5 separate regions of the Homo sapiens genome follow, and regions 1, 2, 3 and 5 are each linked to region 4. The links are chromatin contacts, found by Hi-C or POLR2A ChIA-PET in ENCODE. All regions are on one chromosome and are shown on one strand. Each heading gives the region's core, a stretch centred on a gene start or an enhancer-like site at or near the end of the contact. The rest is flanking DNA. Distances are from core to core; before and after follow the strand shown. Region 1 holds the start of THOC6 (THO complex subunit 6). Region 2 holds the start of DECR2 (2,4-dienoyl-CoA reductase 2). Region 3 holds the start of LINC00235 (long intergenic non-protein coding RNA 235). Region 4 holds the start of CRAMP1 (cramped chromatin regulator 1). Region 5 holds the start of RAB40C (RAB40C, member RAS oncogene family).

Evidence for each region. Hi-C counts contacts between places; a loop is a spot of excess contacts on that map. ChIA-PET counts read pairs that join two places held with the same protein, here RNA polymerase II (POLR2A). Pooled maps may share reads with other maps.
Region 1: a map of ascending aorta shows a loop between it and region 4 (10-fold over the local background). The contact joins the promoter of THOC6 here to the promoter of CRAMP1 in region 4. A Hi-C loop is called at or near these places in 1 of 168 maps with a recorded cell type or tissue (ascending aorta) and 11 of 50 pooled maps. POLR2A ChIA-PET finds 5 or more read pairs at or near these places in 1 of 52 experiments (PC-3).
Region 2: a loop to region 4 is called in a map of B cell, with 22 times the contacts of the local background. The contact joins the promoter of DECR2 here to the promoter of CRAMP1 in region 4. A Hi-C loop is called at or near these places in 1 of 168 maps with a recorded cell type or tissue (B cell), 1 of 37 single-sample maps with no recorded cell type and 7 of 50 pooled maps. POLR2A ChIA-PET finds 5 or more read pairs at or near these places in 1 of 52 experiments (activated T-cell).
Region 3: a pooled map shows a loop between it and region 4 (14-fold over the local background). The contact joins the promoter of LINC00235 here to the promoter of CRAMP1 in region 4. A Hi-C loop is called at or near these places in 2 of 37 single-sample maps with no recorded cell type and 9 of 50 pooled maps.
Region 5: a loop to region 4 is called in a pooled map, with 17 times the contacts of the local background. The contact joins the promoter of RAB40C here to the promoter of CRAMP1 in region 4. A Hi-C loop is called at or near these places in 3 of 37 single-sample maps with no recorded cell type and 10 of 50 pooled maps.

Annotation. Positions count from the first base shown.
Region 1 is chr16:3,021,511-3,026,203 of GRCh38, forward strand. THOC6 (THO complex subunit 6) reads left to right here and starts at 2,525. Exons shown (of 13, transcript NM_024339.5): 1 at 2,525-2,855; 2 at 4,198-4,313; 3 at 4,414-4,478; 4 at 4,553-4,656. The coding sequence starts at 2,817. HCFC1R1 (host cell factor C1 regulator 1) reads right to left here and starts at 2,432. Exons shown (of 4, transcript NM_017885.4): 1 at 2,337-2,432; 2 at 1,964-2,020; 3 at 1,723-1,851; 4 at 1,115-1,488. The coding sequence starts at 2,431. The coding sequence ends at 1,353. It overlaps TNFRSF12A (TNF receptor superfamily member 12A), which reads left to right. Exons shown (of 4, transcript NM_016639.3): 3 at 45-179; 4 at 261-873. The coding sequence ends at 316. RefSeq lists enhancers at 1-386, 1,778-1,877, 1,860-2,504, 2,505-3,148, 2,538-2,847 and 1 more and a silencer at 2,268-2,467.
Region 2 is chr16:399,827-404,601 of GRCh38, forward strand. DECR2 (2,4-dienoyl-CoA reductase 2) reads left to right here and starts at 2,059. Exons shown (of 9, transcript NM_020664.4): 1 at 2,059-2,217. The coding sequence starts at 2,138. It overlaps NME4 (NME/NM23 nucleoside diphosphate kinase 4), which reads left to right. Exons shown (of 5, transcript NM_005009.3): 5 at 393-928. The coding sequence ends at 516. RefSeq lists enhancers at 882-1,191, 1,039-1,624.
Region 3 is chr16:524,741-528,952 of GRCh38, forward strand. LINC00235 (long intergenic non-protein coding RNA 235) reads right to left here and starts at 2,667. Exons shown (of 1, transcript NR_024121.1): 1 at 2,107-2,667. CAPN15 (calpain 15) reads left to right here and starts at 2,972. Exons shown (of 14, transcript NM_005632.3): 1 at 2,972-3,289. RefSeq lists an enhancer at 1,531-2,092.
Region 4 is chr16:1,610,201-1,614,787 of GRCh38, forward strand. It overlaps CRAMP1 (cramped chromatin regulator 1), which reads left to right and starts at 2,160. Exons shown (of 21, transcript NM_020825.4): 1 at 2,160-2,457; 2 at 4,439-4,587. The coding sequence starts at 4,440. It overlaps IFT140 (intraflagellar transport 140), which reads right to left and starts at 1,872. Exons shown (of 31, transcript NM_014714.4): 1 at 1,768-1,872; 2 at 464-653. LOC105371046 (a long non-coding RNA gene) reads left to right here. Exons shown (of 3, transcript NR_135176.1): 3 at 1-128. RefSeq lists silencers at 199-578, 1,817-2,346, 2,367-2,486, 2,517-2,676 and enhancers at 1,607-1,666, 2,055-2,555, 2,556-3,056.
Region 5 is chr16:588,067-592,228 of GRCh38, forward strand. It overlaps RAB40C (RAB40C, member RAS oncogene family), which reads left to right and starts at 2,000. Exons shown (of 6, transcript NM_021168.5): 1 at 2,000-2,367. The coding sequence starts at 2,226. RefSeq lists enhancers at 321-520, 643-1,516 and silencers at 861-1,170, 1,491-1,550, 1,561-1,610, 1,681-1,800, 1,891-2,210.

The DNA.
Region 1 (4,693 bases), core at 1,275-3,774, 1.4 Mb after region 4:
TGGCCTGGAGAGGGGCGAGGTCTGACTCCGAGTCCCGCCCCCAGGCGCTGCAGCACCTCCTGCCCCCTTCCGGCTGCTTTGGCCCATCCTTGGGGGCGCTCTGAGCCTGACCTTCGTGCTGGGGCTGCTTTCTGGCTTTTTGGTCTGGAGACGATGCCGCAGGAGAGAGAAGTTCACCAGTAAGTGTGCCCTGGCCTGCCCAGCCCTGTCAGCACTCGACCTTTTCTCTGCTGCTGACGACCCCACCTCTTATCTTGCAGCCCCCATAGAGGAGACCGGCGGAGAGGGCTGCCCAGCTGTGGCGCTGATCCAGTGACAATGTGCCCCCTGCCAGCCGGGGCTCGCCCACTCATCATTCATTCATCCATTCTAGAGCCAGTCTCTGCCTCCCAGACGCGGCGGGAGCCAAGCTCCTCCAACCACAAGGGGGGTGGGGGGCGGTGAATCACCTCTGAGGCCTGGGCCCAGGGTTCAGGGGAACCTTCCAAGGTGTCTGGTTGCCCTGCCTCTGGCTCCAGAACAGAAAGGGAGCCTCACGCTGGCTCACACAAAACAGCTGACACTGACTAAGGAACTGCAGCATTTGCACAGGGGAGGGGGGTGCCCTCCTTCCTAGAGGCCCTGGGGGCCAGGCTGACTTGGGGGGCAGACTTGACACTAGGCCCCACTCACTCAGATGTCCTGAAATTCCACCACGGGGGTCACCCTGGGGGGTTAGGGACCTATTTTTAACACTAGGGGGCTGGCCCACTAGGAGGGCTGGCCCTAAGATACAGACCCCCCCAACTCCCCAAAGCGGGGAGGAGATATTTATTTTGGGGAGAGTTTGGAGGGGAGGGAGAATTTATTAATAAAAGAATCTTTAACTTTAAATGGTTTGGAGAGGCAGTGATCCCCGACTGACTCCCCTGAGCTGGAGGGAGGGAGTGAGTCAGCCAGCCGCGGGGGCGGGGGTGAGGCTCTGACTCACACATTCTCAATGCCTGGAACTCAGCCGGCAAGGACCTGGCTGGCCCTAACAGTTTTCCAGGGAAGATCTTGAGGAGAAACCCCAGCATCCCGCGCCTCTGCCCTCTCCACCATCCCCAAAAGCCCCAGGTTCCAGACTGAAGCCTTCCTTTGCTCAGCAATCTTTATTCAGTTCTTCTTGGGGGTGGGATGCCTCCCTTCCCATGCTCCCACCCCTCCCATCCCAGAACTCCGTTGGGCTCAGTGTCCTCTGTTGAGGGAAGGTCTTGGTGCCCAGATGCCTACTCTGCAGGAGAGGGAGGAACCTTGTCCCTTTGCGGGAGTCGCTGGTCTCTTCTGTTGTGGGGAAGAAGGAAGGTGGGAGGGGCACTGTCCACCAGCACTCAGAGCTCCATTATGTCCCCAGCTGGGGTTGCAGGGTAGGGGGGACTGGGGGTGTCCCCCAGCCTCAGCAGACGGAGGGCCTCAGGGATGAGGCTGCCAGGATAGCGCCAGAGAAGCAGCTCAGAGCAAGGGCTCCTAGAAGAGGAAATGACTGTCAGGGCATGGAGCTGAGGCTGGCCTAGCTGAGCACCTCCCACCAGGTCCAGGTCCCCAGGGGCTCCTGGGTTCCCAGCACTTTCCAAAGAGCCAAGATGGGAAACAACCCAGAGGTCAGCTAGAGCTAAAAATGGCACGATGAGGCAGGGCCTGAGGTCAGCTGTGAGGACCGCCTGTGATTCTGCAGAAGGCCTGGCCAGTGGAGGAACCTACCTGAGTGGGGGCAGGGCTGGGGAGAAGGTCATGGGGGGGCTGCAGTAGGGGTGGTCATTGTGCAGGCTGAGTTGAGAGAAGTGGGTGGCCATGTTCTCCTCAGACAGAAACTGCTTGCGCAGAGGCTCCCTGGGGAGAGATGGCAGAGAGGCAGGCTGGGATACTGACACAGGAGGCAGCCTGTTGGGGACCAGAGGTGACAGAGATCTTGTTGGGAGTCCCTCCCTGCCCCCAAACTCACTGCTCCTCCTCCAGGCGCCGCTTGGTGCTCATGGGCACAGCTCCTCGGAGAGGGGAGCTGGGAAAAAAAGAGAGCCTGGTGCACCCCACCCTCTTGGCCCCTTCCCAAGGATCTGCCCGCCTAAGCCTGCAGCATCAGCCAGGAGCCCCAAGCCCATTCCTGTCTCAGCTGGTGCCGGTCCCCGCTCTCCTGGACCATCCAGCAGGGTACCTCGGAAGTCTCGACCCTCAGCCGCAGCCCCAGTCCCATCTCAGCTCACGCCTAAGCCCCGCCGATTCGCCCCACCCCGTATTCATCCTGCAGACCAGTCCTGAGCACCCAGCCAAAGCTCCTGCGGCCCTTGGTCAGGCCCACCCTGGTCCCCTACACGCACCTGGCGTCCAGGCCCCAAGTCACCCCCAAGGCGGCCCGCGGGAGGCGCTGGGCCCCTCCCTGGGGGCCTCGCTGCAAGGGCTGCTGCAGGATCATTGGGTTTTGGGGTCCTGCGGGTGGGATCTGGGCGACAGGGGAGGAGTCTCTGAGGGCGTGGCCAAGAGAGGATGGGCGTGGCTTTAGGCGGGCACAGCCGCGAGGTTCTGCGCGGGCGCGGAAGACGGGCGGCGCGTGGCGGAAGGCAGGCTTGCTCCTCGGGGTGGGGGAGGGTATCCGGCTTAAGGGGGCTGCGGTGGACACCACTTCTTAATGTCGGGGGTCTTCGCGGCGCTCACCTCGGCTCCTAGGGTTCGGGACGGTACGCACCAGCCACCTTCGCGCCGAAGGCGGTAGGGCGCCACGGAGAGGAACCGCTCTAGGCACGTAAGGCCTCGTGAGGTTGCGTCGCGCGCGGAGCACTCTGGGACTTGTAGTTCTGGAGATGGAGCGAGCTGTGCCGCTCGCGGTGCCTCTGGGTCAGGTGAGACGGACGTGGTGCGCGTTGCCTTCTGGGGTTTGTAGTTCACGCATGGCTGGGACGGGGCGGGCAGGGAATCGTGCCCTGAGCCCTGTTTTGCCTGGGCTATTTGTGGGACTCAGACTCTGACCAGGGGGGCGGGATAGTAACCCAGAAGTGCTTCAGGGGCTTAACGCAAGTCAGAGAGTAGGAATTATAAATCAGTACGTTTTTCTATGTTGGGGTAGTAGAGGTACTTTTTTTTTTTTTTTAATTTTCTAGTTCTTGCAAAGCACTTTTTTTTTTTTTTTGAGACAGAGTCTCACTCTGTCACCTAGGCTAGAGTGCAGTGGCGCGATCTCAGCTCACTGCAACCTCCGCCTCCCAGGTTCAAGCGATTCTCCTGCCTCAGCCCTCCAAGTAGCTGGGACTATAGGCGTGTGCCACCATGCCCAGCTAATTTTCGTGTTTTTAGTAGAGACAGGGTTTCACCATGTTGACCAGGCTGGTCTCGAACTCCTGACCTCAGGTAATCTGCCTGCCTTGGCTTCTCAAAGTGCTAGGATTACAGGTGTGAGCCACCACGCCCGGCCAAATTTTTTTTTTTTTTTTTTTTTTGAGATGGAATTTCACTCTTGTTGCCCAAGCTGGAGTGCAGTGGCTCCATCTGGGTTCACCGCAACCTCCGCCTCCCAGATTCAAGCAATTCTCCTGCCTCAGCCTCCTGAGTAGCTGAGATTACAGGCATGCGCCACCACTCCCAGCTAATTTTGCATTTTTAGCAGAGACAGGGTTTCTCCATGTTGGTCAGGCTGGTCTTGAACTCCTGACCTCAGGTGGTCCACCTGCCTTGGCCTGCCAAAGTGCTGGGATTACAGGCGTGAGCCACTGCGCCCGGCCCCACATTTTTAAATTTTTTTTGAGACAGAGTCTCACTATGTTGCCCAGGCTGCTCTCAAACTCCTGGCCTCCCAGAGCGCTGGATTACAGGCATGAACCACCACACCCGGCTTAAGCACTGAGTGACAGCCCCATGTAAAGCTCTTGTCTATACACTAGCTCATCTAATTGTGATGGAATCTTCTGTGAGCTCCATTTGTCAGTTGAGGAAGCTGGCAGGAGAGGCCTGGGTGCTTGCTCAGAGGTCCCTGAGGCATCACCTCAACTCTCCCCTTCTTCAGTGTCTTCTTGGAGCCACCCATGGGACTGCATGGGCAGGTGCTGGCTTGGGGCGGGGCCGCCTCAAAAGAAGGCTGAGAAGTCAGGACAGTGGGAGGCCTGGCAGGTTTTGGGGGAAGCAGGGAGGAATCTGTGGATGGGAGGTTTCATACGTCCCAGGCAGGCCTCATCCAGTCTTTCCCTGCAGACAGAGGTGTTCCAGGCCTTGCAGCGGCTCCATATGACCATCTTCTCCCAGAGCGTCTCACCATGTGGGAAGTTTCTGGCGGCTGGCAACAATTACGGGCAGATTGCCATCTTCAGGTACCCTCTGCCGCTGTCCACCCATTAGCCCTGGCACTTGGCCCTCATGGGACGGATGCCCCCGTTTCTGACTCCTGGGTCCCCTCCGCTGTCCCTGCAGCTTGTCCTCTGCTTTGAGCTCAGAAGCCAAAGAGGAAAGTAAGAAGCCGGTGGTGACTTTCCAAGGTGGGTATACCTGTGGAGTCTGGCTTCAGGACTTTGGGTGGGATTGGCTCACTCAGTTCTGCATTTCTCTTTAGCCCATGATGGGCCCGTCTATAGCATGGTTTCCACCGATCGACATCTGCTTAGTGCTGGGGATGGGGAGGTGAAGGCCTGGCTTTGGGCGGAGATGCTCAAGAAGGTAAGGAGTCGAGCTTGGGAAAGGGCTGGGGTGCCTG
Region 2 (4,775 bases), core at 809-3,308, 1.2 Mb before region 4:
CTTGCTGTGCTAGGATGAAGCCAGGTCGGACATGACAGCTCACACTGGTGAGAGCCGTGTTCTCCCAGGGCACACAGGGCAATGAGGTGTTCCCTTTGTGTTGTGTGTACCGTGCCATCGTTGCCTGTTACCTGACACCCCAAGGGGTTGGCACGGGGCAACTTGGGGGGAAATGAGGCTCCCAAAAGCTGGGGCCTGGGCGGGTCCACGAGGCTGTAAGAGGCCGAGGCCAGGCTGGAACCCGGTTTCCCAGCTCCACTGTTACTCCTTCCCTGTCTGCAGTCACAGGCTTGCTCCCCTAGACAGAGGGCAACGGGAGCAGCAGATGGTCCCTGGGATTCCTCAGGGTGCACATGAAGCCTGAGCCTCACATTGCTCCTGTCCTGGCACAGGAATGTCATCCACGCCAGCGACTCCGTGGAGGGGGCCCAGCGGGAGATCCAGCTGTGGTTCCAGAGCAGTGAGCTGGTGAGCTGGGCAGACGGGGGCCAGCACAGCAGCATCCACCCAGCCTGAGGCTCAAGCTGCCCTTACCACCCCATCCCCCACGCAGGACCAACTACCTCCGTCAGCAAGAACCCAAGCCCACATCCAAACCTGCCTGTCCCAAACCACTTACTTCCCTGTTCACCTCTGCCCCACCCCAGCCCAGAGGAGTTTGAGCCACCAACTTCAGTGCCTTTCTGTACCCCAAGCCAGCACAAGATTGGACCAATCCTTTTTGCACCAAAGTGCCGGACAACCTTTGTGGTGGGGGGGGGTCTTCACATTATCATAACCTCTCCTCTAAAGGGGAGGCATTAAAATTCACTGTGCCCAGCACATGGGTGGTACACTAATTATGACTTCCCCCAGCTCTGAGGTAGAAATGACGCCTTTATGCAAGTTGTAAGGAGTTGAACAGTAAAGAGGAAGTTTTGCACACCCAGTTCCATAACGTTGTTGGATGTATGAGCCAGGCAGGGGTCCAGAGACCACCAGCCTGCAATCCGGAGAACCCAAGCTAGGCGCGAGCCGGTGCTGTGATCCCGCCAAAGGAGAAGCTGCCTTCCCGGGGAAGGGGCAGAGAGGGGCCGGCGGGCTGAGGCCAACCAGCGCAGAAAGGGCCTGGCAGCCATTACTGTAGCGCTGGCGGCTCTGTCACGCCCCTGAAGCCGCTGGCCCGCGGGTGTGTTCAGCTCAGGAGCGGCCCTGCGTGTTTTTCCCCCGTGGCCGTCGCGGACCCCCGTCTTCCAACAGTGGTGCGGGCGGGGCGCCCCGTCCTGGGTTCGCGGCATAGCCCCGCCCGGGCCCCCACGCGGAACAGAAGTAACGGACCCTTTTTTTTTTGTTTTTGTTTTTGAAACGGAGTGTCGCTCTGTCGCCCAGGATAGAGTGCAGTGGCGCGATCTCGGCTCACTGCAACCTCCGCCTCCCGGGTTCAAGCGATTCTCCTGCCTCAGCCTCCCGAGTAGATGGAACTACAGGCACCCGCCACAATGCCCGGCTAATTTTTGTATTTTTAGTAAAGAGGGGGTTTCGCCATGTTGTCCAGGATGGTCTCGAACTCCTGACCTCGTGATCCGCCCGCCTCGGCCTCCCAAAGTGTTGGGATTACAGGCGTGAGCCACCGCGCCCGGCCCCGGACCCTTCTTTATTGGCCTCAAAACGGGTCATTTTGGGAAGCGGCGCGGGGCTGGCCGCGCTTCCCTGGGCCCCGGCCCTCCCCATGGTGTTTACGGGGAGGCGAACGGGGAGCCCAGAGGCTGCGAGCCTGGCCTGGACCCAGGAGCCAGGGGTATCCCACAAGTCCTGGAGGCTCTGAACGCGGCGCTGACGCCGAATACCTGTGAAAAAGACTCGGGGAGGAGACCCGCAGACCGCCGAGCTTCTGCCGCGGGAACCGCGCCCCCGGCCCCGCAATGCGCCTGCGCCTCGCGCGCCGACTTCCAGTCCCAGCAGGCCGCGGGCGGGGGCGGGGCCTCCGGGGAGAATTCGGGGGAGGGGCGGGGCCTCCGGGAAGCAATCAGGGCAGGGGCGGGGCGTCCGGGGAGTGGGGCGGGGCTCCCGGTTCCAGGCGAGTTCGCAGCTGCGCGCCGGGTCCTGGAGGCCGAGGCCGCTCCCGCCCGTTGTCCCCGCAGTCCCCGACGGGAGCGCCATGGCCCAGCCGCCGCCCGACGTGGAGGGGGACGACTGTCTCCCCGCGTACCGCCACCTCTTCTGCCCGGACCTGCTGCGGTGAGCGGGGCCTGGGAAGCGAGCGCAGCCTTGGTGCGGGGTCCGGTCCGCGGGCGCCGGCGCCCCCACGTGGTCCCCGAGGGCTCGCGTGTTAGGAAACCTGTCTTGCCTGGCTCCTTTCTTTCTTTTTTCTTTCTTTTTTTTTTTTTGAGACGGAATCTCGCTGTGTCGCCCAGGCTGGAGTGCAGTGGCACGATCTCCGCTCACTGCAAACTCTGCCTCCCGGGTTCAAGCGATTCTCCTGCCTCAGCCCGGCTAATTTTTATTTTTAGTAGAGAGGGGGTGTCACCGTGTTGGTCAGGCTCTTTTCGAACTCCTGACCTCAGGTGATCCACCCGCCTCGGCTTCCCAAAGTGCTGGGATTTACAGGCGTGAGCCACCGCGCCCGGCCCAACCTGGCCTCTTTCTTAACAGAAAATTTTAGGTTGAAATCATTTTTCCGGAAGACCCAGAAGGCCCAGGAATGCCAGGTTTTGCCCAGCAGCTCTTCATTTTCCTGCAAACGCCTTGGTGTTCACAAGAGAAGGCAGCCCGGGCAAAGGTCGATCCTCCCCGGTCACCTGCCCTCACTCGGCTAATGGGCGGATCCTTTTTTTTTTTTCCTTTTCTTTTTTTCAATTGGCAACATTTTCAAGTTTCTATTAAAATTTTGATCTTTTGCCAGGAGCAGTGGCTCACGCCTGTAATCCCAGCTCTTTGGGAGGCCGAAGCGGGTAGATCACCAGAGGTCAGGAGTTCGAGACCAGCCTGGCCAACATGGTGAAACCCCGTCTCTGCTAAAAATACAAAAAATTAGCCGGGTGTGGTGGCGCACACCTGTAATCCCAACTACTTGGGAGGCTGAGGCAGGAGAATCACTTGAACTCGGGAGGTGGAGGTTGCAGTGAGCCGAGATCGCACCATTGCACTGGGCAACAAGAGTGAAACTCCATCTCAAAAAAAGAAAACAAGTTTTAAATTATGTTCTCCAAGGACAGGTATTGACAATTCTCTCTGAGTGTTCTGCAGGAAAAAAAAAAAGTTTTTTTTCGAAACGGAGTCTCATTCTGGGTTGAAGCAATTCTCCTGCCTCAGCCTCCCAATTCTCCTGCTTCAGCCTCAGTGCGCCCAAGTGGGACTATAGGCACACAATACCACGCTGGGCTAATTGTATTTCTAGTAGAGGTGAGTGTCACCATGTTGGTCAGGCTGGTCTGGAACTCCTGACCTCAGATGATCCACCTGCCTCGGCCTCCCAAAGTGCTGGGATGACAGGAGTGAGACGCTGCACCTGGCCCAAAATTAATCTTTAATAATTAAGAATAGGAAAGGCAACTTGGAGATCAGCAAAAGTTTGCCATCCATCTGGTACAGTTTGTGCCAGTCATACCGATCAGTACACATTTAATGCGTACAAGAAAATCTCTAATAAATAAAAAAGCCATATTATCCCGACGTAGCTTGCTGAATCTCAGGTATCATATTTGATATTAGTGCCATGCAGGGCTTAGGAGAGAGGAAATTATAACCTCTATCTTGTTTAAGCCAGGGTATTTTTCTCTCTTGTATCTACTTCTGTCCATTTCTGTCAAAAGACACAGAAATACCCTTTCCCCCACTGCACTTTGCAAGTTTGTGTCAGCACAAGTTCAGGACCAGCCTGAGCAACAAAACGATACCCCTCTCTAGAAAAACTAGATGAAAAATTAGCTGGGCACTCTGGCATGCACCTGTAGTCCCAGCTACTGGGGAGGCTGAAGCAGGAGGATCCTTCTAGCCCAAGAGGTCAAGGCGGCAGTGAGCCGTGATGGTGCCACTGCACTCCAACCTGGATGACGTAGCAAGAACCTGTCTCAAAATAAATAAATAGGCCCGGTGTGGTGGCTCATGCCTGTAATCCCAGCACTTTGGGAGGCCGAGGTGGGTGGATCACAAGGTCAGGAGATCGAGACCATCCTGGCTAACACGGTGAAACCTCATCTCTACTAAAAATACAAAAAATTAGCTGGGCGTGGTGGCAGGTGCCTGTAGTCCCAGCTACTCTGGAGGCTGAGGCAGGAGAATGGTGTGAACCTGGGAGGAGGAGTTTGCAGTGAGCCTAGATCATGCCACTGCACTCCAGCCTGGGCGACAGAGCGAGACTCCATCTCAAAAAAAATAAAAAATAAATAAATAAATTAAATAAAATACTATAATTTTATGAATTTTCATTTTATTTATTTATTTATTTTTTAAGACCATGTTTCGCTCTTGTTGCCCAGGCTGGAGTGCAATGGCGCAATTTTGGCTCACCACAACCTCCGCCTCCTGGGTTCAAGTGATTCTCCTGCCTCAGCCTCCCAAGTAGCTGGGATTACAGGCATGCACCACCACACCCGGCTAATTTTTTATATTTTTAGTAGAGACGGGGTTTCTCCATGTTGGTCAGGCTGGTCTCGAACTCCCGACCTCAGGTGATCCGCCCGCCTTGGCCTCCTAAAGTGCTGTGATTAGAGGTGTGAGCCAAGGCACCTGGCCGAATTTTCATTTTAAATCATTGCCGTATAGCAATATGGGAGGTGTATTTTAACAGGGCTCTT
Region 3 (4,212 bases), core at 1,417-3,916, 1.1 Mb before region 4:
TCCTGCCTCTGCTGAAGGGCAGGTATAGGAAGGCTGGACCCCCTCAGCGGCCCCCCGGATGTGGGTGCAGAGCCCCTCACATGAGGACCGCCCCAGCCTGCCTCTGCTGAAGGGCAGGTATAGGAAGTCTGGACCCCCTCAGCGGCCCCCCGGATGGCACCCTGGCCCCTCTACCTGCTGGCAGTCCAGTAACCTGGAGGTGGTGGCCCAGAGAAAGGCGGGAACTTCTCCCAGGGCCCCGTCCATTGTTATTTTCACCTGTCCGGCCGCCCATTCTTTTTTTGAGACGGACTCAGTCACCCAGGCTGGAGCGCCATGTGCCATCCCAGCTCACTGCAGCCTCAACCTCCCGGGCTCAAGTGATGCTCCTGCCTCTGCCTCCCAAGTAGCAGGGACCACAAGCACACACCACCACACCCTAATTATCTTTTAAGTGGAGACAGGTTTCGCTTTGTGTGTTGCCCAGGCTGGTGGTCCGTCGTCTTTTTGACCCAGGCCTGTGTGGCTCACAAAGCAGGCAATTGCAGGGTCATCCCATCAAATCTGAGCATGGCACCAGAGCACACAAGTCAGCCACCTGCGGGCCTTGGCACCCTCGTGCTCCACGCCAGGGTCCCTGTGTGCTCAAGTCTGGGCTCCATGATGGCACTGGGGTTTGTTCTGTTTGCTGCTTTGTGCGCGTGAGGCTTTCTCTGGGTGCCTGAACAGATGCCTCCAGTTTCAGTTCTTTCTGTTTGGCCCTCCCCATCCTCTTCTCCTCCAGGGGGGATTCATGGCTCGCCTCTTGGCTCTTCTGGGCACTTGGCGAGCTTCTGCGCACTTGCGTTAGCTGCTCAGGTCTGTCTGGATGTGAGAGTCGTGTCCTCAGGCCAGGAAGCACTGGCACGGAGCAGGGCTCGGTCAATGGTCTGGATAATCCAGAGTCACTTACCTTCTGCTGTGCAGTCATTTACAATTCACGCCTGTGTGCCTGATGTCTTGTGACTCAGAATCTTCAAGACAATCACAGGCTGGCCTCACGGAGGCACGAGTGACTCATTTCTCTCATCGCACCCATTCCCTCCAGCACTCTCCTTGTGCGGGGAAACCTCAGTCACCTTGAAGACGCCTCCTGAGGCCCTCTTCTGGGTGAATGGGCTTCCTCCTTCACCATGACAGGCTACTGGGGAGAGCTGGGGTGCTCCCACCCTCTCCTCACCCCAAATGGGCCTGGCCTAGCAAAACTGGCCAGAACTGGCCACTCTGCAGTGAGCTGGCAGGGCCCTCAGCATCAGATCAACAGGTTCAACTGCAGCTGCCTCTCTGGTGGGGAGGTTATAAGGCCTGCTGGCTAGACCACTGGCCCCTGGCCAGGGAGCCACCTAGGCAGTGCCAGGGAAGGACTGGGAAGGGAAGAGAACCTGCGGTCCCTGAGTGAGGCCTTGACTGCACCCTCTCCTGTGGTTCGAAAGCCACACTTGGCCAGTATCCTGCCATGCAGGTGAGGAAGCTGGGGAGGACAGGGTCCCAGAGCCTTGTCCAAGTTGCAGAGAGGAGAGCCAGCTCTCACTCTGCAGCCCTCTGTGCCCCCAGACCCCCACTGGCCCCCGGGGACACATTTCCTGCCCTTGGGATGCTTTGGCATGGATATAGTCTGGGAACAAACGGCACATCCAGCTGCCCTGCCTGTCTCCACAGAGGGGGCAGCAGACCTAGGGGGAGGTGTCCAAGACACAGGAATGAAGTGTCCTTACCAAAAGCTTCCGAGGACAGAAATAAACCCCTCCTGCCAGCTTCTGCACTGACTGCAGCTAGAAGCCGAGCTCCACGTGGGACACAGGTGTCCCTGCTGCGGCATCTCAGCATGACGGAGGCCCATCCTTGGCTTTCCTGGAGCATGAATATCCTCTGAGGAGCACTGGCCCTGGCCTTGTAGGTCTTGCTGAGACTGGCTTAGATTTTCTGGCCCAGGAGCAATCGTCACCCAACCTCCCACTTGTAAATCTCGCCACAGAATCGGCCCACAACCGTCTCTCCGGAATCTCGGCGGACCAGCCCTGCTCCTGTGTCTCCCTCTCCCGCAGAGCCACTGCCTTCTCAGGCTCCTCAAGTGCACCTAAGAGCGGGAGTCTGGCTGCCCTCAGCACTCGCGTCCCGCCCTGCAGCCTGATAAGCTTGACGCCAAGGCATTCTCCCGAGAGCCGGCCCAGCAGCTGCTGGCAGGAGAGTGGCCTCAGGGCAGCGGGAAGGGGACCTCCGGGGAGAGAATGAGGCCTGCGCAAGGGTCCTGGAAGGACCCAGGAGTCGCCCCGGCTTCCCTCCCCCAGGCCCTGGTTGGGCGCCGTGGGCCGCGTCCCAGTTGAGCCCGGCGTGGCCGTTTAATGGCGTCCCTCCGCGACCGAGGACGAAGGGGCCTAGAGAGGCTGTGCCCAAGCGACGCTGCGAGGCCAGGCCGCGTCTCGGGCCAGGGCGGTCCCCTTGCCACCGCCGCTCTTGGCCGCCAGGACCAAGCACAGCACGCAGCGTCGCGAAAGGGGCGGTCCTGGAAGGCGCGAAGGGGTCTCCGGGTCTCGCGAACACGGCGGGGTCGGGGCGGAGTCGTGGGTCCTCGGTCGAGCGGCCGCCCAGAGCCCCGCGGGACACGGACGGCCCCAGCCCGGCTCCCCGCGAGCCCCACGCGTCTGTGACGCCGCTGATGCGCAGACGCCGCGGCTGCAGGCCCCGCCCCTCCGTGCCCCTCGCAAGGCCCTCTGGGAGTTGTAGTTCCAGCTCCTCCTCGGGCCGCCCCACTCCCTGATAATCCTGGAGCGCGGCGCCTCCCGGGGACCGAGGCCTCGGGCCCGGCCGTCTCCAGCAGCGAGGGCAGGAGAAGTGGCCCGGGCGGTCGGCGGACTGGGAGGGCGCCACCCGAGGACTACAACTCCCGGCCTGCCTCGCGCAGGCACCGCCCCGAGCTTCCGCCCCGTCGGCGCCGCGCAGCCCTGTGGGAGCCGTAGTCCGGGCGCGCGATTCACAGCGCCGCGTGCGCCCCGGGCGCGCCGTAGCCGCGGGGCCCGGGCCGGGCGCTACGCTACGAAGGCAGCGTAAGGCGGGCGCCGGACGCGGGCAGGGGCCGGGGCCGGAGCCGGGTCGGGGCGCCCCGCGGCTGAGGAGCGGGAGGCCGTCCGGGCAGCGCGGCCGGCGGCGAGAGGGGCCCCGCCGCTCTCCGGAGGCAGAAGTTGTGGATCGGCCGGCGGGGGCGAGCGGGCCCGGGGGCCGGGGCCGCGCTGCCCGGGCCGCGAGGACGAGGCGGCGCCGCCGGGCTGTGGAGGTGAGTCCCGTCGGCCGGGCCCGGCCGGGCGCCCAGCCGGGGACCCCGGGCGGGGAGCGCGGGCCCGGAGGGCGGCGGGGAGCGCGGGCTCGGCGGGGCGCAGGAGGCCTCGGGGGCCGGGCGCGCCGGGCTCCGAGCCAGGGCAGGGACGGCAGGGCCCCCGGAGTGGGGTCAGCCCGCCGCCCGCTGGCGCCTCCAGGCTGGTGGGGGCCAGGGCTGGGCGATGCTTCGCAGAGGAACCCAGAGGAAGGCGGGAAGTCGGCAGGGACCTGGGCCATGTGGGTCACTTGAGGCCAGCCCCGGGGGCCGCGCACACCGGAGGCGGCCTCGGCCCTGCCTGCCCTTGAGTGCCCTTATATCCGGGCCCATCGTGCGGTCCTGGCCGCCTTAGGGATGTTGTGCTTGGTGCGGGCATCACTCCCCTCACTTGGGGAACGGCCTGGGGGCGGCCACCTGGCGTGGAGGGGCTGGCGGGAGCCCCGTCTGTGCCAGCCATGCCAGTGTTCTCTTCCGTGTTCCTCTGGGGCTGCTGCGGCACCAGCTGGGAAGTTGCAAATCTGCTGTCCTCCCGCTGGCTGCAGAAGGGGCCCCTCTAGTCCTGACCGGGGGAACTCTTGTGTGGTCAGCTGGCCCTGGCCGGGCGAGCTCTCGGGGCCCCCTTACTGCTCTGGAGTTTGTTACCGGACTGCAGGTAACAAGACCCGGAAAGCAATGGTGAGGCCCAGAACCTGAGGCCAGGCCTGGGTGTGTGGGGCCAGTGGGGAAGACTGGGACTCCGTTGGGTGCTGAAGAGTTGTGTGCTTCTCCTTCGGGAAACCCGGATCTCTTCCTCTGCCCAGGTCTGAGGGGTGCGGAAACGTGAGTCACAGTTCAGTGTGGGAGTGCCCCGTAATTGCCTCCGCGTTTCCAGAGTCTGGGGCTGG
Region 4 (4,587 bases), core at 910-3,409:
CGGCCTGCGCAGGGTCCTCGCTGCATCCAGCGGACGGTACTGAGAAGCCATGCGCTGGCGGTTTGATGCAACACGACCCTCAGGGCCGACCCAGCGAGTGACCAAACATAGCATGTTTTTGTTTTGCATCTCTCGTTTGTCCCGTTTCGCCTCGGGGGTGTGATGGCGCCGCCCACCTCCCCACCCCGCCCATTCCAAAGGGACTCTCCCAGCTACCGGAATCAGCCGCGATTCGAGGCCGGGCGGGGGCGACAGCCATAGTCCGACGAGCGACCTGGACCCCGCGCCAAGCCCGCCCCAGCCTCGATGGGACTCGCGAGGGGCCGCGGGGACTCGGCGGCGCCGGGATCGTGGGAGGAGACGGGAGGGTCCCGACGCCCGCCACCGGTCACATCCTCGGCCCCAAACCCCGGCCTGGCTCCTAAGGACCTGGGTCGGCCGCCCTAGCCCTAAGGCCACTCACCTCTGCCAGGCCGCTGAGCCGCCGCGCGTTGCCGGGACAACGGCGCGCCAGGAACGCGGAAATAGCCGAAGGTGAGCGAGGCGGCCCCGAGGACTCCCGAAGCGCCCCGAGCGGCCGGAAAGAGCCGAAGGCGATCGGGCACGCACGTGCAGCTCCGAGGCCCGAGCGTCGGGGGCCAGGTTATTCCGCTCTGCAAGAGAGAAGCGGGACGAGCTTTTTCTAGGAGAGACGGCGGCGCAGGGCCGGCGTCTGGGTCCCCTTTGTGTGGAGGGCGCGCTGTCACAGCCCCGATCAACCGCGGCATCCTCCCCTCCTGGGCGTGTTCCCTTCCCGTGCATCCCGAGGCGGAGCCTTTCCAGCACGCGGCGGTCTCGGCCCAGGCCTTCCCTGGGCTCCGCTTTTCTAGTTTCGGAGCGGAGGGCGTGGGTCAAGCGTTTCTGGGAAAGTCGATGCGCTCGGCAGTGTCCTGAGGTGTTGGGTGACTGAGGGCCTGTTCCATCGCCGGGCCCCGGACTCCACAGAGCCAAGCGAGGCAGGGAGCGCCCCCAAGAAAGCAGCTGGCGGCCGGACGCGGGGCTCGCGCTTGGGCTTCCAGCTCTTGGGGGCTGGGGCGGGCGGATCGTTGGAGCCCAGGAGTTCGAGACCAGCCTTGGCAACAAGGCGAGATCCTGTCTCTAAAAAATTACAAAAATTAGCCGGGCGCGGTGGCGCCTCTAGTCTCGGCTACAGGAGGCTGAGGGAGGAGAATCGCCTGAGCCCCGGGAGGCGGAGACTGCAGCGAGCCGAGATCGGGCCACTGCACTCCAGCCTGGGCGACAGAGCGAGTCAAAAAAAAAAAAAAAGAAAAGAAAAAGAAACACTGGAATTTGAGCCGGGCGCGGTGGCTCACGCCTGCAAACCCAGTACTTTGGGAGGCTGAGACGAGCGGATCACTTGAGGTCAGGAGTTCGAGACTAGCTTGGCCAACATGGTGAAACCCCGTATGTACTAAAAACACACAAATTAGCGAGTATGGTGGCGCGCGCCTGTAATTCCAACTACTCGGGAGGCTGAGGCAGGAGAATCGCTTGAACCTGGGAGGCGGAGCTTGCAGTGAGCCAAGATTGCGCCACTGCACTCCAGCCTGGGCGACAGAGCGAAACTCCGTCTCAAAAAAAAAAAAAAAGAAAGAAAGAAACACTGGAATTTGAAAAACACCCCTCTGCTTTCTTGCTATGAAGAAAATGACCAAGTGCCCAGCGCCGCTCGGCTACGCTAACGTAGCGCAGAAGCACATACTCCACCCAGGAAAGGGTGCGCTTAACTGCCTCAGACGTGCTTCCACACTTCTCAGAACTCAGGTTCGCGCCCGATTCCACACTCCGAGCTACCACGCCGTTTTCTTCTCACGTATCCGTCAACACTGCTGCGGCCAATCACAGCACGGGCCCTGGCCTATTGGCTGTCTGTCCACCAATCCAAAGAGACGCACAGTCCGCAAGGTCGCGAGGCTGGCGTCACAACACTACTGGCGCCGCGGGCTCGCCCCCGACGCCCACCGGGCTCGTACGTGCGAGCGCGCCCGCCCAGCGCTAGCCAATGGGAGCGCCGTTTTGGGGAGACGGGCCCGAAGAAACATTGGGGGTGCTCGCCCCCGCGTTCGTCGCCCCGCCCCGCGCGCCCGCGCACCCCGGCCCCGCCCCCGCGCGCCGTCCGTGAGGTCCCCACCGGCCGCCGTAGCCGGAACTGCTGCTGAGGGCGGCGGGCCGGCTTCGCTAGGGTGAGTGGCGGCAGTATCTGCGTCCGCAGCCCCCGCAGCCGCGCGCCGGCCCGCGGAGGGGACGTGCCGGGGCTAGCGCCGCTCGACCAGTCGCTTCCGAGGCGGACGACCAGCCCGGCGTTGCGGCCTCCCTGCAGCCGGCGCTCGGGGGCCGGGGCTGCCCGGCCCGGCTGGTTCTGCGGGCACCCGGGGAGGCCCCGGGAAGCCAGGCTGCCGCCCGGCGTTGATGAAAAAGGTGACCAAGGCTGGGCGGCGGGGCTGTCATGGCGAGGCCCGGCCGGGGGGTCCTGTCGGGCGGCGCGGGAGAGCGCGGGGGGGGCGTCGCTTCCACAGCGCCCGGTACAGCCACAACTGGCCTCAGGGCGAGGAGGCTTCTGCGTCCCCATCCCGAGACGCGAGCCGGTGCGGAGCGGGACGGGGCTGGAGGAGACTGCGCCTCCGAGAAAAGTCCGGTCTCGTTGGAGGTTCTCGCGAAAAGGAGGCCATCCCCCTGCTTGTTGGCCCTTAGGGTAAAGTCTGGACGGCGTCGGTCCTTTCAGTGGCGAAAAGCGCTTCCCCGTGCTCGGTCGGCGTCTTGGGTGTGGAGCCCGGCGAGCGGGCGAGTTCACTCTGGTGGCCGAGTTTGTTTTGCTTGGGTCCCGGGTGGCCTGCGGGCGGACAGGTCCCTGGGCAGCGGGGTTCTCAGCCCGAGACGAGGTCTTTGGGGGTTTAGGTTTCTTGAGTGGAAAGAGGTGGGTTGAGGGGGAAGAGTGGGAAGTCTTGCCACGAAATCCCTTAAGTTGGGGTGTTTGTCGTGGGTGGTTTTGTTCTTTGGCAGAGTTTTTTTTAAAACTAGCATGAACTCGAGATTCCCTAGACCAATTCCGACAGGAGAAAACGGCCACGGATCCTTGTGTGATCTGCACCTCAGGGTGGGGGCATCATTGCGACTTTGAAGCCATTTCCCGATCTCTCGGAAAGAGAGGTCCTCGCCCGCGTCCCTGTATTTCGTGGTTGGTGTTGGTGCCTCGATCGTGTGTTCCTTTGAAGTGGAAATGCCCCCGTTCTCAACAGTTGAGTTGAACGCAGGGTCAGTATCTGCTGAGGAATCTAATCTTCAGCGTTTTTGCTTCCTCACACGTGCCCGTCCCGGACTGTTTCTGGGCTGCAGCTCTTGCTGTGTACCTGATTGTCTGAGTTTATTTTTGAGTGGCTCTGCTTTCTGGGCTGCAGCATTTTTAGTCACTGCACTTTGTTGTTGACATTTTACAGGGCGGTGGGTAGCAAAGTTGATGCAATAATTTTATTAATTGTTGCCAAGAGTTTTAACACCATTGTCTTCTACCGCTTCTTGCACCTGGACCCGGACATAACTGGGCTGTCACTTTCCCGGGTGGTTCCAACCTGTTCCATGCAACAGGCTCCTTTGTTGCAAAAGCATTTTTAACTAGTAAATCCCCGCAGCAGCTCACATTTCCCACCCTGGGAAGAAGATTCCCAGAGACCCGGAGCTGATTATTCTTTATGTGTGTTTTAAAATAAGCAGGCGGGCCGGCGGCATTGGGCCACCATGGAGTTCCCCGTGCGGGCAGGCGAGCCCGCGCTTCTCCCGTCCCGGGGTGGATCCGGCCTCCTCTGTCCTCCTCCAGGGCCAGCTCTGGGGGCCGGCGCGTGGGGCAGGTGCGCGGGGCCCGGGAGCCCCGCGCCTTTCGGGGGGCGGGGAGGGGGTGGGACGAGGGGCTAGGGCTGGGGCTGCGGCCCGGCCGGCCGAGGCGGCGCAGGGAGCGAGGCCGGCGCGCAGGGCCAGGCCATGAGCCGCGGCCCCGCCGGGTAGGTGGCTGTGGGCGGGGCAGCGGCCCGGACCCGCAACCGTGCCCAGACCCGCGCCCGCGCCGGGGCTCCCATAGACCCCGGGGCCGGGGCCGGGGCCGGGGCCGGGCAGGGTCCGCCGAGCTGTCGCGCCCTCCCGCCGCCGGCCCGGGCGTCTGGACGCGAGCCTCGGCCAGGGGGCGTCCGGGGAGGCCCGGGAGGGTCCCGGGCTGGTGGGCAGGGCCGGGGGCGGCGGCGTGGGGGCGGCAGGGGCCGCGGCGGGCTCGGGCGGGCTCGGGCGGGCCGGGCCGAGCCGCCGAGAGGGGATTTGGAACAAACAACGGCGGCCATGTTGAGAGCGCGTCGGGGCCGCTAAACTTCCCGGCCTGCGCCCGCCTCACCGGCCGCCTCCCCTCTCCCGGCCGCAGGATGACAGTGAAGTTGGGCGACGGCGGCAGCGGGGAGGACGGGCTCAAGAAGCTGGGCAAGCGGGCGGCCGATGAGGAGTCCCTGGAAGGAGAAGGGGCCGGCGGCGCAGACGCGGCCGAGGAGAGCAGCGGCACAAAGAGGGACGAGA
Region 5 (4,162 bases), core at 750-3,249, 1.0 Mb before region 4:
CTGGGATTACAGGCATGACCCACCGTGCCCGGCCTCAGAAAGCGTTTCTGATTTATGTTCTCAGGAAAGGAGGAGACGGCTGCTCACCACTATCCACCCCCCGCTTCCAGGCAGTCTCAGAAACCGAGGAGGAAACATCACATCTTTGGTGCTTCCCGTCCCTGGAGTGAGGGGCCTCAGGGACTTCACAGCCAGGGCTCAAGTCTGGGCACAATGACCTCTGAGCAGAAGAGGCTCTCCCTGACCCGCCAGGTTGTTTCCGGGTTAATGCCTGGGGAACTTGGCAAGGCGCCATCTCTACAAAAAATACAAAAGGTAGCCGGGCATGGTGGCGCCTGTAGTCCCAGCTACTCGGGAGGCTGAGGCTGGAGGATCGCTTGTGCCGGGGAGGTAGAGGCTGCAGTGAGCCGAGATCGCGCTACTGCACTGCAGCCTGGGCGACAAAGGGAGACCCTGTTTCAAAAAAGAAAAAACTGGTGCGTCGATGTGGTCGCCGCTTAGTCAGGCCATGTCTTCAGCTCTGGGGGACGGGAGGTCACTGGAGGTGTGGGGCTGCCCGTCCTGGCGTCCCTCTGTGTAAGCAGCACCTGCTCCCGGAGGCACAGCCCTGGTCGGGGCCCCTCTGGAGGAGGGTTCTTGCCGGGCTCTGCTCCTCGCCGGCGGGGCAGACGTGACGGGCTCCGCACCCGGTCTGGAGAGGGCTGCGCTGGGTCGGCGCTGACGTTACTGCTTTTACTTACGACTGTAACAGCGCTACTGAACGCAGAGCACGTATCACAAAGCTCACCCGTTCCGAGTGAGTAACTTCACCGAGAGAGGCAGGACCATCCCCACGACGGTAGGACCTTCTCGTCACCCCAGAAAGAACCACGTGCCCACTCAACCCCCGACCCCACGCCGGGGCCCGCGGACGCAGCCGCCTCGCTCGCCCACGCACCTGCGGCAGCCGGGCCCGGCAGGGACGAGGGCTCGGCGGCGCCCCCGGGAAGAGCGCGGTCCGGGCCCTGGGTCCCCGTCCAGGAGGCGCCGCTGCCGCAGTGAGCACGTCGGGCCGGGTCTTGAGCTCGCGCCGGCCGCGCTCCCCGCGTCCCGAGCTGTGGCGGCCGCGTCCCCGGGCGGAAGGCTCACGCTCGGTGACGCCGCGCTGTCCCAGAACCTCAGCGACTTTGCAGACTCACTGGTGACCCAACGGTGCGCCCCGCCGCCGCCGGGCGGAAGTCCCGCCCCTGCCCCGGAGAGGAAGTTCCGCCTCATCGAGCGCCGATTGGCCGCACCGCCTTAGAGAGGACGCGCCCGGGGCCACCCCGCCGCTCCCTCCGAGGGTTCTGCGGAAGCAGGCGGCACAGCCTGCGAGGGGCTTTCGTTTCCCGGACTCAGCCGCATCGCCTCGGCTCGGGCGCGCCTGCATCCTGCCGCCCGTCCGCGCGTTGAAGGGGCGGATACAAACAACGTGGACTTCCGAGCCCCTGATTGGCGAGCGTGTAGGAAAGGGGCGGGGTTAGCAGAGCCGTGATGGACATGCAAGCGACCCAATGGCGCCGGCGACGGGGCGGGCGAGGACAACGGCGTTGTGGGCCGGGGGCGGGGCGGCCGGCGGCTCTGGGATTTCTCTGGGAGGCAGCCGCAGGGAAGGGAATGATCTTGGTGAACTTATAATCGAACCAATGGTTCCGGGAAAGCAGGAGGCGAGTGGCCAATGGCGACGGCGATGAGGCAGGCGTCCGCTGTCTCCGCAACGCCGTGTGGGAAAGGCGGGGGAGGGGCGGTCATGACAGACGTGCAGACAGGCCAATGGCTGAGGGAAGGAGGGCGGCGGGCGACCTCTGGTGACTACGGGAAGGCAGGGCGGGGTGGTGAAGAGGCGGTGCGACCGGAGGTCTGGCGGCGCCGTGTGGAACGCCGTGAGGGCGGGGAAGTCGTGACGGACGGGCGGGTGGGCCAATGGGCTCGGGAGGGCGGGCGAAGGGTGGCCAATGGCGGCGGCGCGGCCGGGGGTGGGGCGGCGCGGCGGCCCTGGTGGTGCGGGAAGCGGCGGGGCGGCGGCGAGGCTGAGGTGCGCCCGGGCGCGGGCGGGGCGGGGCCGGCGCTGGGCTTCGGGCGCGCCCACTCGGCCGCCGTGGGGCGGACGCAACGGGCGCAGGTGCGGGGCGCGGGCTCTCTCACGCCGCGGCCTCACCCGGCGGTGCTTCGGCAGGCGGCCGGCGCGGGGCGCAGGCGGCGCGGCCATGGGCTCGCAGGGCAGTCCGGTGAAGAGCTACGACTACCTGCTCAAGTTCCTGCTGGTGGGCGACAGCGACGTGGGCAAGGGCGAGATCCTGGAGAGCCTGCAGGACGGCGCGGCAGAGTCCCCGTACGCCTACAGTAACGGTAAGGCCCGGCCCGCGGCGCGCGCTGCTACGCGGGGCCCGAGCCCGGCGAGCTGGGCACGGAGCTCGCCCTCGGCCCGGCCCTTCCAAGCGCCGCCGAACGTTCCCAGGAACGCCTTTGCCTGGCTTCCAGACTCGGTAGCTCGGTGGCTGCGGGGTGCCCGTGCTCCAGTCCCGAGGTGACGCCGGGGGGCAGGAGGACGGACCAGAGGGACGCGCCCAGCGGGGACGGTGCCATGGACCCGGGGTCTGGGGGACGGTGTCACGGGTCCGGGATCTCAGGGGAAGGTGTCATGGGTCCGGGATCTGGAGCCCAGGGGAAGGTGTCATGGGTCCTAGAGAAGGTGTCATGGGCCTGGGGAAGGTGTCATGGGTCTAGGATCATCTGGGGTCCGAGGGAAGGTGTCATGGGCTCGGGGGAAGGTGTCGTGGGCCGGAGGGAAGGTGTCATGGGTGCAGGATCTGGGGTCTGGGAGAAGGTGTCATAGGTCCGAGGGAAGGTGTCATGGGTCCAGGATCTGGGGTCCGGGGAAAGATGTCATGGTCCCGGTAGAAGGCGTCATGGGCCAAAAGGAAGGTGTCATGGGTCTAGGATCATCTGGGGTCCGAGGAAAGGTGTCATAGATCTGGGGGAAGGCATCATGGTCCTAAGGGAAGCTGTCATGGGTCTGGGATCATCTGGGGTCCGAGGGAAGGTGTCATAGATCTGGGGAAAGGTGTCATGGGTCTGGGATCTCAGGGGAAGGTGTCATGGGCCTAAGGGAAGGTGTCATGGTCTGGGATCTCAGGGGAAGGTGTCATGGGTCTAGGATCATCTGGGGTCTGAGGGAAGGTGTCATAGATCTGGGGGAAGGCATCATGGTCCTAAGGGAAGGTGTCATGGGTCTGGGATCATCTGGGGTCCGAGGGAAGGTGTTATAGATCTGGGGAAAGGTGTCATGGGCCCGGGGAAGGTGTCACGGACCCAGGTCTGGTGGCAGGTGCTGCTGGGCTGCTCTTGGGACCCTGTCTCGAGCGTGCACAGATGACAGGTCCTTATAGGCACGCTGTTCCCCTGAGGTATTTGCTTACTGCTGAGGGAGTCAACGCTTTGTGCTAGAAGAAAATACCTCTGTAATGAGTTACTGAACATTTGTTTTGTTTTGTTTTCTTTTCTTTTCTTTCTTTTTTTTTTTTTTGAGACGGAGTCTCACTCTGTCGCCAGGCTGGAGTGCAGTGGCACAATTTCAGCTCACTGCAACCTCCGCCTCCTGGGTTCAAGCGATTCCCCTGTCTCAGCCTCCCGAGTAGCTGGGACTACAGGTGTATGCCACCACGCCCGGCTAATTTTGTTGTGTGTATTTTAGTAGAGACGGGGTTTCAGCATGTCGGCCAGGATGGTCTCAATCTCCTGACCTCATGATCTGCCCACCTCGGCCTCCCAAAGTGCTGGGATTACAGACGTGAGCCACTGCGCCTGGCCTGAACGTTTGTTTTTAACTTCCAGTGGCATGGCTAAAATACACTAGATAGGTGGCATCACTGGGGCTTGCCTGCCTGAGCATGCCTCTTAATTTAGGTGGTTAACAGAGTGAGTGAGACGGTGTGGTCCTCATCCCCTCTCATGGGGGCCTGGACCCAGCCGAATGGGATGTGGCCCCAGATGAACTGGGAGCAGTCAGCATCCAGCCTCCCCAGAGTCCATCTGCGCTTCAGGGAATGCCATCTACGCTGGCGAACTTACCTCTCCTGGTCCCTGCCCTCTCCCCTTGCTTTGTTTCTTGGGCTCTTGTCCGTCCTGTCTGACTGCCCTGAGC